Linked DNA regions of Mus musculus: region 1 is linked to region 2. Evidence: chromatin loops called from intact Hi-C (ENCODE). Cell type or tissue: heart. All regions are shown on one strand. Each heading gives the region's core, and the rest is flanking DNA. Links, peaks and the distances in the headings are about the cores only.

Evidence for each region. Peaks named below come from ENCODE experiments on the same cell type or tissue, not always from the same donor. Only the 100,000 strongest peaks of a DNase experiment are listed, where the experiment ranks them.
Region 1: a loop joins it to region 2, with 1.9 times the contacts of the local background. A loop is called at or near these places in 1 of 42 quality-filtered maps.

What each region holds. Positions count from the first base shown.
Region 1 is chr8:46,424,484-46,429,865 of GRCm38, forward strand. No RefSeq gene overlaps it. Among named protein-coding and RNA genes, the nearest start is that of Acsl1, 44 kb to the right of the region's middle. In heart, for the core only: no CTCF peak of the experiment used is centred there; no DNase peak of the experiment used is centred there.
Region 2 is chr8:46,339,501-46,344,882 of GRCm38, forward strand. No RefSeq gene overlaps it. Among named protein-coding and RNA genes, the nearest start is that of Gm30931, 21 kb to the right of the region's middle. In heart, for the core only: no CTCF peak of the experiment used is centred there; no DNase peak of the experiment used is centred there; H3K4me3 peaks cover 625 bases; H3K27ac peaks cover 437 bases.

The sequences.
Region 1 (5,382 bases), core at 202-5,201, 85 kb after region 2:
CAGCGGTTAAGAGAAGTCGCTGCTGTTTCAGAAAACCCAAGTTCAGTTCAGTTCCCAGCATCCACAAGGCAACCCACAACCATCTGCAACTGCAGTCTCAGGGAATCCAACACCTCCTGGTCCCCCACGGGCATCAGACATGCATGTGGTGCACATACATACGTGCAGGCAAAACACTCATACATATAAAAACTTGAAAAAATACTATAAAAATGATGTGCCCCATGAAGTAGCAGAAATCAATATTCATTTCTGGGTACCTGACACACATTCACAGCAGTTTTCAAGTGTGGATTCAGGGGCAAAAGGTATGTAGCTAGATAGCCTTAATTCATAGCTTAGTCTTTTGGCTATTTGAGCTTTGATCTTCTTCTTTATGAAAAAGCAAATACTAACCCCAATGGTTGCTGAGCCAAAGGAAGTATATAGGCCTATTAGAATTATATAACCATTTATATTATAATTAATTATATATACTATATATACTCTACAGCTATATAATTAGAATTATAGAATTATATAGCCATTCACAATTCCAGATGAGTTACAACAAACCTGTAAACCCTAAAGACAAAGAAAAGATTCGTCTGTAACGACATGACAGCAGAGGAAGAGACCTGTGCACTACTCAAATGCAGATGGGCTGCAGTTACTAGACCCCAGCCTGACCTAATCATACATACAATGTAATGCTCCCCATTTCTCACTGTGTCCTCTCCTCCCGTCCTCCCAATTGCCTGTCATCTGCCTCTCCCATTGTAAATTCCTCTCCTGTTAGAATCAGACCTGCTGTGTAGATACAAAAGGATATGTTTAAGGGAAATTGAGTAACTGATCTAATACAAGCTAAACCAACAAGAGAATGTTTTGTTCATCCATGGAGCTGGCAAGTGTTTCACCTGGCTTGCTCTGTCCCATGATGACAGTAGTCTATGCAGATGGTCAAATGATTAGGAACCTTCCCTTTGCAATGCCAGCTGCTCTGAATTCCTTAAGCTTGCCTTGCAGCAAGTCATGACTTCTGTAAGTCTCTTTGTGCCTCTGGGTATATTGTATGTGATGCTTATAAAATGTGCCTATGTGTAGGATATGTATGTGATGTATATATATATGTGTTTGTGTAGCTATTGTATGTGATGTATGTGTAATATGTCTGTGTGTAGTGTGTACATGTGTGTGAGATGTGTGTGTATGTGTTTATGTGTCTGAGTATATGTTGAATGTGTGGATATGCATTGTGTATATGTTTATGTGTCTGTATGTTATATGTGTATAATAACAAGTCTGTGTGTATGTATGTGATATGTATGTGTTTATGTGTCTATTTATATTGTATGTGTGTGATAACATGTGTGTTTGTGTATCTATTGTATGTGATGTATGTGTAATATGTCTGTGTGTAGTATGTGCATGTATGTGATGTGTGTGTGTGTATGTGTTGTGTCTCTGTATATGTTGTATGTGTGCAGTGTGTGTATGTATGTGATATGTGGATATGTATGTGTCTGTGTATATGACAGGGCAGGTGCACACATGCTTTGTGGCACATGAGGAGATCAGAGGACAACCTCATATGTTGGTCCATGCCATTTACCTTCTTGCTTGCTGCTGTGTATGCCAAGGTATCTGGGCTGGAAACTTCTGAGGATTCGCTTGTCTTTGCCTCCTGTCTCTCCATGGGAGTGTTAGGATTATGGATGCATACTGCTGCATCTAGCTGTTGTTGTGTTCTAGGGATTTCAATCCATGTCTTCATCTTTGCACAGCGTTTTACCCACTGGGCCATCTTTCTAGCCACCCACTACATTTTTGAAGACTCCCAAAATTTAACTAAAAATACCAGGCAGAGCTTAATGAAGGCACCCAATTCTGTATCTTCCCTCTAAGAAACTGCCAATGTTGGGCTCCTCTTACAGCATAGGAAAACTGAAAATGATTTTAGAATTTTGTAATGTAAGAAGTCCCCAGTGGCTCAGTTTCTACATACCCTCTCTAGCCCCAGATATTTGACACTAAGCGTTTGTTCACTTTTGTCTGATCTTGCCTAAGATTGTGAGTGGTGGGTAATCTGAGCTACTTGAACTAACTCTGCTATTTCTCTCTGTCTCTCTGTCTCTCTCTCTCTCTCATTTATTGTCTGTCTGTTTGTTTTGTTTTTATCCAGACAGGGTTTCTCTGTCTATCCCAGAAATCACTCTGTAGACCAGCCTGGCCCCAAATTCACAGAGATCTGTCTGTCTCTGCCTTCCAGGTGCTAAGATTAAAGGTATGTGCCACTAGCACTCAACTAACTCTGCTTTCTTCATAATGGTATTAAAGAAATCTCACAACTTCTCTGTTCCAAGACACAGAAACTGATTCAACACTGAAGTCCTGCCTGGTCTCTGTCAGTGTTGAACTTCCTGCTGAAAAGCTTTGTGCATTGAGATCCCAGCATCTGGGGCTGAAAGGCTCCGATGATTCCCTGGTCTGTGGCTTGAGGCTTCACTGTGAGAAGGCTCATTCATTATTGAACTAGATTCTGGAGGTGTGGGAACATCTGAAGTTTAGCCTGAGCTAAAATTAAACTAAACACGATAGCATGTTTAATTCAAACTATCCGATGAATTTTTCATTGACTAGAATATGATGAATGAGTAAAACCAGTTTGGATGCCTTCGTTTTAATCACAGTCTCAAGACAAGTTTTCCTCTTTAACTTTCACCATTAAAAAAAATGGATGCTAATTTTGTTGGTGTGCATTCATTTCCGTTCTTTTCATCTTATCTTCTTCCCCAGGTCTCCACCTGTCAGCTCTGCCTTTAGACGTTTCTGTGTCTTTCTTATTTCTTTGTTCATGGCTGAGCGTCTTCCCCTAAGAGACATCCATGCACTTGGTGCTTAAAAATGTTGGCTGCAAAGCTTAGATTCTAGTTCCAGGTCTTGATGGCTGAGACTTCTTTGTGCATCAGTGGCACCATCTGTCAATTGGGCTCATAATTATTTGGGGGAGAGGAACACGCTCATGGAGGATCAATGCCCATGCTTACAGTTCCTCTGCTGTTCTGTCTCCTGTCTGTCTGTCTGTCTATCTATCTATCTATCATCTATCTATTATCTATATATCTATCATCTATTATAATTTATCTTTCTATCTATCTTCTATCAATTATCTGTCAATTTATCATCAATCGATCATCTATCTATCATCTATCTATCTACTTACCTACCTACATCTATCTATAGTTCTACCTATCATCTATCAATATATTATCTCCCTATCTATCTATCTATCTATCTATCTATCTATCTATCATCTATCTATCATCTATCTATCTATCAATCTATCATCTATTTTAGTAACACTGGGGGTAGAGCCTAGGCCCTTGTATATTCCAGCCAAGTACTGTATCACTGAGCTACATATTCAGCCCCCATGTTTAAGAGGCTGTAACTTCCTTTGTCCCTTCTTATGCTTTGAAGGCATAGACACACTGTCAAGCCCAAGCAACCAATTCAGAGGATACTCTGGCATGTGTGGTAGCAACAGTGTTTTTATTTCTTCCAGCTAATCCACCTCTCAGGACCTGATCAATACTCAACTATCACATACCTGGTAGCATTGGAGAATGAACAACCAGCCCAGCCCAGCCCAGCCCAGCCCAGCCCAGCCCAGCCCAAGGGCCCAGGGTCTAATCATGACAGCTTGGCTGGGGTCTTTATATCAGGGGATTTGGCAACCCACATGTCCCCACCCTGGGAATATGAACCAACCCTGCACTGTCAGCTAATGCAATGGAAAGACCATCCTCTTGGGCTCTGCTCTTAAACCTTTGAAGGTTTCCTGAAACCCCTGTTCTCAGACCTTGCCAACTGGGTGCCAGGGTCCTTTCATTAGCTGCTCATGAATCTCTAGATCTTTATAGTGGCCCCACAAGCTCCCCCACTTCCTTCTTACCCCATCACCTCCCTTGTCAAAGTTCATATTTTGTATAAAAGTTGCTTTAGGACTGCAATCTCTTTTTGCCGTGTTTCAGCTGTGACATTGGGTAAATCATTTCAGCAATCTGAGTTAACATGGGCATTAAATTATATTATGTTGCCATGCTATAACATAATTCAAAGTAGGATTAAGGTGTCTTTTCTGAGACATGAACGTCCTGGCATGGGGGGGGGGGGGGCGACAACGAGGAAACAGGGTTATTTGGCCGTCATCATTCAGTGTTTAGGTTAAGTCTGTCTATCCTCAAGGTAGAGGGAAATTTTCTTTCCCACAAGTAAATGCCACAGCCCTTATTTCTAATTTATATCCCTGGTGCTATTAAGAATCACCCTTCTACTTATATAAGCTATGGGATATTGGTCATTTTCTCTTTTTAACCTTAAAATACACTTTTGCAGGAGAGATGGCTCAGTGGGGAAAGTGCTTGCCATACAAGCAGAAGGATCATGATTTGGATCCCCAGAACCCACTTAAATACCTACCAGGCAGGCTTTCCTGTACGTCTTTGTAATCCAGTCTTTATAAAGCAGGACAGGGAATCCCTGGGGCAGGCTGGCCAGCTGGGCCAACTGAGTCAGCGAGCTATAGGTTCCAGTGAGAGAGTAAGCTTCAACACAGAAGGTGAAGAGGGAAGACCATGCCCAAGGTCAACCTCTGGCCTTCATCGGCACGTGCACACACATGCACGCACCACATGGGAATATGCACCAAGGCACTCACACCACATATACATGGGCAAAAATAGACATGCAAACCAAATCAGCCAGGCATGATGGTGCACACCTTTAGTTTCAGCAGGAGCATCGCTTGTGAGTCTGAGGCCATCCTGGTTCACGTAGTAAGTTTAAAGCCACTTGGAATTATGAAATGAGAACCTGTATCTAACTAAATGGATAATAAATCAATACCACCTCTGTAAAGTCTACCACCCCCTCACTTTGTCTTTGTATATTATACCACTAGCTTGAAAGGCTGGATATTTTTCTTCAGTATAAAATGACCCGGAGACCAGAAAATGATGCAAATAGTTTTAAAAGGGAAATGTCACCCTTCAAAGTTTTGGAACTTTGAAGTCATTGAATTTCAACCGTGTCAAGGTTCTGTTTTCTTTGTCCCTCCTTGGATTCTTTGCTTGTCTAAGTGATTGGTTTCACGGCCCTTTCTCATGCTTGCTTCTTGCATTTTAGAGAGAGGAAAAAAGTTGTTTCTTTGGCAGCAGAATTAGTTGCCACCTCTGACTGGGATCTCCTCCCATTCTGGGCTCTAAGAAAAACCTCATAACCTCGGGGATGCGGTCATTTTATCCAGCAATGAGATCCTCTGTGCCCCCATTTATTCATATGCTTTTATGAGGAGAGGGAAGGAGAGAAGGAGAGAGGGAAAGAAGGAGAGGGAGGGAG
Region 2 (5,382 bases), core at 67-5,066:
TGTTCCAATGCATGCATTCTCCAGCTTGTTTGCACATTTGTGCACACAGGGCCACTTGGATTGTTTCCAATGTTTGGCAACGAGAAACAATTAGCTTTTATATAATAGTTACACATTGGGCTTCATGTGGCTATAAATTGTCATTTCTCTTGAGTAACACCTAAGAGGAATGGCCGAGTTTTGTGAAATGTGGAGTTTCAAAGTTCTTAAAGTTGTATTGTTTACTTATTTATTTAGCTTGTTGATATGTGTCTGTGTGAAGTGCATGTGTCACAGCGCACAAATGAAGGGCAGAAGAAAAATGTCTTTGGGAACCAGTTCTCTCCTTCCACCCTGTGGGTCTTGGGGTGGAACTCAGGTCGTCAGGCTTGGCTGCAGGTGCCTTTTCCCCACTGAGCCATCTCCAACCCCCGAAACTTGAATTCTTATCCTTAATAGAAACTTCTCTGGCTCGGGAGACAGCTCAGTGACTAAACCACTCGCCATGAGAATGTTGAGGCCCTGAGTTCAAAACCCCACAACCCACACGAGCCTGGCAGGGTGCCACTCTTCTCTGAGCTTGTTGTTCCTGTTGTGAGAGATGGAAGGCAGAGACAGGAGGATTACTTAAAGTTCACAGGCCAGCTAGCCTGCCATATAGATCAGAGAACACAAAGATGCTGCCTTCTCTCTCTCTCTCTCTCTCTCTCTCTCTCCTTCTTTTCCTCACCCCATCTCTTCTCTCTCCATCTCTTTGCCTTTACCTCTTCTCCATATCCCTCTTCCTGCCTCCTCCCTCTTCACATACCAAATAATTATAAAACAAGTAAACAAAGGAACGAAACCTCCCGGTTGTTTGTGAGTGGCCACACTACATTCATTTGCTTCAGAGCAAGATCCTCTTTATTCTTGTCAGCTCTTGGTGATCTCAGGTTTGTTTGTTTTGTTTCGATTTGGGACATTTCGCTGCTTCAATTTGAATTTATCAAGGCACATTTGACAAAAACAACCTCAGCTTGAAGAAAAAGTCCTCAGATCTCCTTATTTGTCTTTCCATTTCTTAGCTGCTGTGAGAAAGAGCGAAGGCAGAGCTACCAGCCCCAAACCCTTGCCACGGGAACCTGAAAACTGGAAGCCACCTGCTTGTCCACTGCTTCAACGGACCGACCGTTGCCAATGCATCCCAATAAGGTGTCACACTTGCCAGTCTGGTTCCTCAGGGCTGTGTATTTAAAGTCAGGCTGCTATAAATTTGGGTAGGGAGGAGCTCAGAGCAGAGATGCTTTGCAGGGCAAGGAAGGCGATGGAGAAACCAGGTGAGGGACACGCCCAGGGGAGGACCTAGAATCTTGCGCTTCACTCGTGAGTGCTCAGACTGAGGGTAGAGACACTCAGAAGACTGGAAAGGTCAGAAGGTCAAAGCATCATTCCACTGGGTGGTCAGGAATCCAGGAAACACACAACAGAATTAACCCAAGGTCATCGACCACCTGACAGAGAAGGAACAAGGAACTAAAAAACTCATAGAAACCACAAGCACACTGAGACAGCCATGAGATGGAGCCCTTAATACTGAAGTAATCCGTCACAACCTCGTGACCTTTCCTTCTTTCTGGGAAGGCACCCAGCCCTGGGTGAGGCTCCTAGGTCTACAGGTTGGGCCAGTAGCTGTGTGTGGTACCTTGGGAGCTGTGGGTAAGCACAGCTCCAGCTCCTGTCTTCCCAGAGCATCAGGTGGAAGACTTTTATCTCTCCTGTGGCCCTTGCACTTAAAATGAAAAAAAAAAAAAAAAAAGAAGCAGCTGATTAGAAATGTCAGCTGTGGAGTGTCTGCATTAAATTCAAGTTCAAGGTTAAGTGCAGCTCTTCTATCTCAGCTGTGGGCTATGTCTTCTTGGTTCTTTTACATTTTTACTATTGTTGTTTTAGAATGTTTTAGAGTGAGATGGCTCAGCAGGCACAGGCACTTGTCGCCAAGCCTAATAATGACCCCAGTTTGATCTCCAGTATGTACAAGGTAGAAAGGGAAAAACCAACTCCCAAAAGCTCTTCTTTGACCTCAACACAAAAGCCGTTTCACAAGTACAGCCACACATATTCATGCTCATGATGAGTAAATTCATGTAGGAAAATATTTTAATCTCTTAAAATTTTTATTACTTGACAGAGAAGTTTGCATATTTGCAGAGTACAGTATGATATTTCAACACATATGCAATAGGGATGATTAAACCAGTCTAACTAAGGGATCTTTCCTTTGGATTCTGCTCCCTTTATTTGTATTTAAACTACTTTTTAAAATCCCTTACCTGTGATCCTGGAATGGTAAAAGTTCTGTCACTGCATAAATATCTGCCAGTGACTGAAACTCTAAACCTTTGCCGAGGAAGCGTCCTGTGAATAGGTGCAGACTTCTCCATTATTCTTTAGTCAGAGGTTTCTTCCAGCTCAGTGGATCAAGATTCTAATAACTTCCTTTGAATCTGGGATGGGATAACTGCATCCCGCCCCAGAGGAGAGTTATGAGGAGATCTCTTGGTTTTCCTAGTTCAAGGCTTTCATCTGCCCTTACCCCTATCTGGAGACTGCGTCCACATTGCCTTCTGTGGAACGGACCACACAGCCAGTCCTCCCTGGCACACATTTGAGCCCTTAGAACAGAGAGCAACCTGAAGCTAGGAAGCCAGAATTCCATTGGAAGGACTAATGCGAGGCAAACCCAGGATCTCAAGCAAGGACCTGAGAGCCACGGAGACTCTAGACACAATGAAAAGCTCTTTGAGCTGGGGCAGGCACAGACAATCTGCTCTGACCCCGTCAAGAGAAAACCTGCTGACAAATTAAACTTAACAAGTTTGGTTGCCGAATGAGAATGAAGAGCGATTTGTGTCAGGTGGGTTCACACATCTCCTCAGGGCATCATGGGCCGACAGCACTCAGAGGCCTGAGAGGGACTTGCGCAGGAAAAGTTGGCCTGGTGCCCGCTGGGCGGTTTGGGAAATGGTCTGATCAGTCGTCAGTCTGTGATTGGTTAGAGCTCGCTTGGCTGTTGCGATCCGTCCATGCTCAGCTTGTCTTTACAAACAATCCTTAACTCATCTTTAAGTGTGTTTAGCTGTAAAGATAAGCTGCGGTTCAGTAGAGAATCAGTGCTAGGAAGCATCCATCATCAGGCACGGCTAGTTTGATAACAGCCCCCGCCTTAAAACAAAGGATTTGAGCAGATGGGGGGGGGGCGTCTTACCAGAGGGTCCAGATAGAGGTGTTATATATGATTGGGGGGGGGGGGGAGGCCTTGCCAACTAAAAAGTAAACATCACTCTAATGAGAGGAACGTATATTCCTCAGGTGAGTCTACAGATGTCATTTTCAGAAGGCTGGCTTTCGATGATGAACTTACGGTAATGAAGTGTGTTCATTCTTGAATGAATTTCAATGCTGGTTGAGGCGGAAATCTGGCTTGAGAGCTGTTCTCCTTAGGTTCCCCCCACCCCCCACTGTCTTCTCAGGAACCTGGAGCAACTGTTGTTCCCAGCCAACATCGAGGCTGAGGAAGCCAGCAGAATCACACCATGGGGTGAGGGCTGGGGGGAGGCAAAGCCCCACACTACAGTGAATCAGACCTCATAGGCCCTGAAGATGGGGGAAGCTTTGGCTTGAAGATTTCTGATCTGGATTTTCCAAGAAAGGCCTCTGGTAGTTTACGCTCAATGACGTGCGCCTTGTCAGGGCACAAGGCAGGCAGATGTGCTTCACGCAACAATGTCTTTAGGCTGGGCTACACTTGCTTTAAAATGATGGTACCAGACTAGGTACTACCATTGGTGGTAGATGTGGGAGACTGAAGCAGGAGAACTGGAACTCAAGAACAGCCTGGGCTACAAAGAGAGCATGGGCTAGCCTGAGACCCGGTCTCTATAAACATCAAGGCTGATACTGGGCTCCACACCAGCCTGGGCTACAAAGAGAGCATGGGCTAGCCTGAGACCCGGTCTCTATAAACATCAAGGCTGATAGTGGGCACGGTGGTGTTTTTTTCTCTGGAACACATGACCATCCAAGAAGAAGAAGTAGCTTCTCTAGGTAGGAGAGCCTGTAGTAACTGTCCCTCTAAGTGAAGTAGTTGAAGAGGTTCACTCCCAATAATCATGGTGAACCCCGGTTTCATGTACTAGCAACTTTGTGTGTGTGAAGTTCCGTAGAGGGCTAGTCTAAGGCACCTTTCAGATATCCTGCAGATTCTCCATCATTCCCCAATATTCCTCAGAAGACAACTGCTACTGTGTGTAGTGATGGATGGCAGTACACACAGGGAAGCCCTGCCTCTGGTGTATCCAAGACAACCTGCTAGGTATCTGGACACCCCACACTTCTGAACTTCTTTTTGGTGACTAATCACACTTGTAATCTGAAAAAGTATACATGGAAGTCATTGCCTCACACTGCGTTTACATGTTTTAGTTTTTATGTTACAAAGTCACCCATTCCATGGGTCCCACTCAGAATTCATTTTCTTCTCTAATTAAAAAAAATTAAATAAATAAACAAATATTACATTTTCCTGGGCCTTGTGAGATGGTTCAGGTGGGGGAAGGTGCTTGCTGTCAAGCCTGATGACTGAGTTTGTGTGAGGACTAAGTTCATGTTCTAAGTTTAAATTATTGTGCTTAAGAGATTTATTTATTTATTTATTTATTTATTTTAAAAAGCTCCTCTAACCTATAAGTCCATTTGCCCAAGGACAGAAAACGTTCTGGAATGCTGGGAGCTGTTGTTCTTGTAAGAAAACAAGCCACTATTTTCCCTTCTGTAAACAGGTTGTAAACTTGGTTGCCCCAAGTACACAGGATGTGCTTGCTCACACATAGGTGGGAGGTATGTCAGGATGGATGCTCGTCCCTAATTGGATGAAGGTGGGAAATAAGGATCTTTGTGGGGTTTGCCTTTATAAGCCCCTGACTGACCTCCATTCTCTGGGAATCCTGGGTATGGACCTGGCCTGTGTCCATCATCCTGGCCAGTATTTCATGAATCTTGCTTCAAATATGGCGCAAAATTTGTGGCAGTGGTCTTACCCCCTACCTGGTGGGATTAACATTTGGCCACATGGTGAAAGGAGAGTACCAAGTGTTTCAAGTTGTTCTCAAACCTCCACAGGTCCTGAGGGACTAGGAGTTAGATTTCTTGATAGGCAGACAGGGAGAGGAGGGGGAGGACAAGGTTATAAAGATGATAAGCTTCCAAGATGGCTGGCTTCCTGCTCTCTAAGATGGCTGATTTCTTCCTCACCCTCCTGACACTGAGACAATGCACCAGAATTGCCATGGATTTAGAATGATCCTAACTTTTGTGTGGCTCACAGGAAACCACCCAAACAGAGTCTTTCCAGCCTAAACAGTTCTG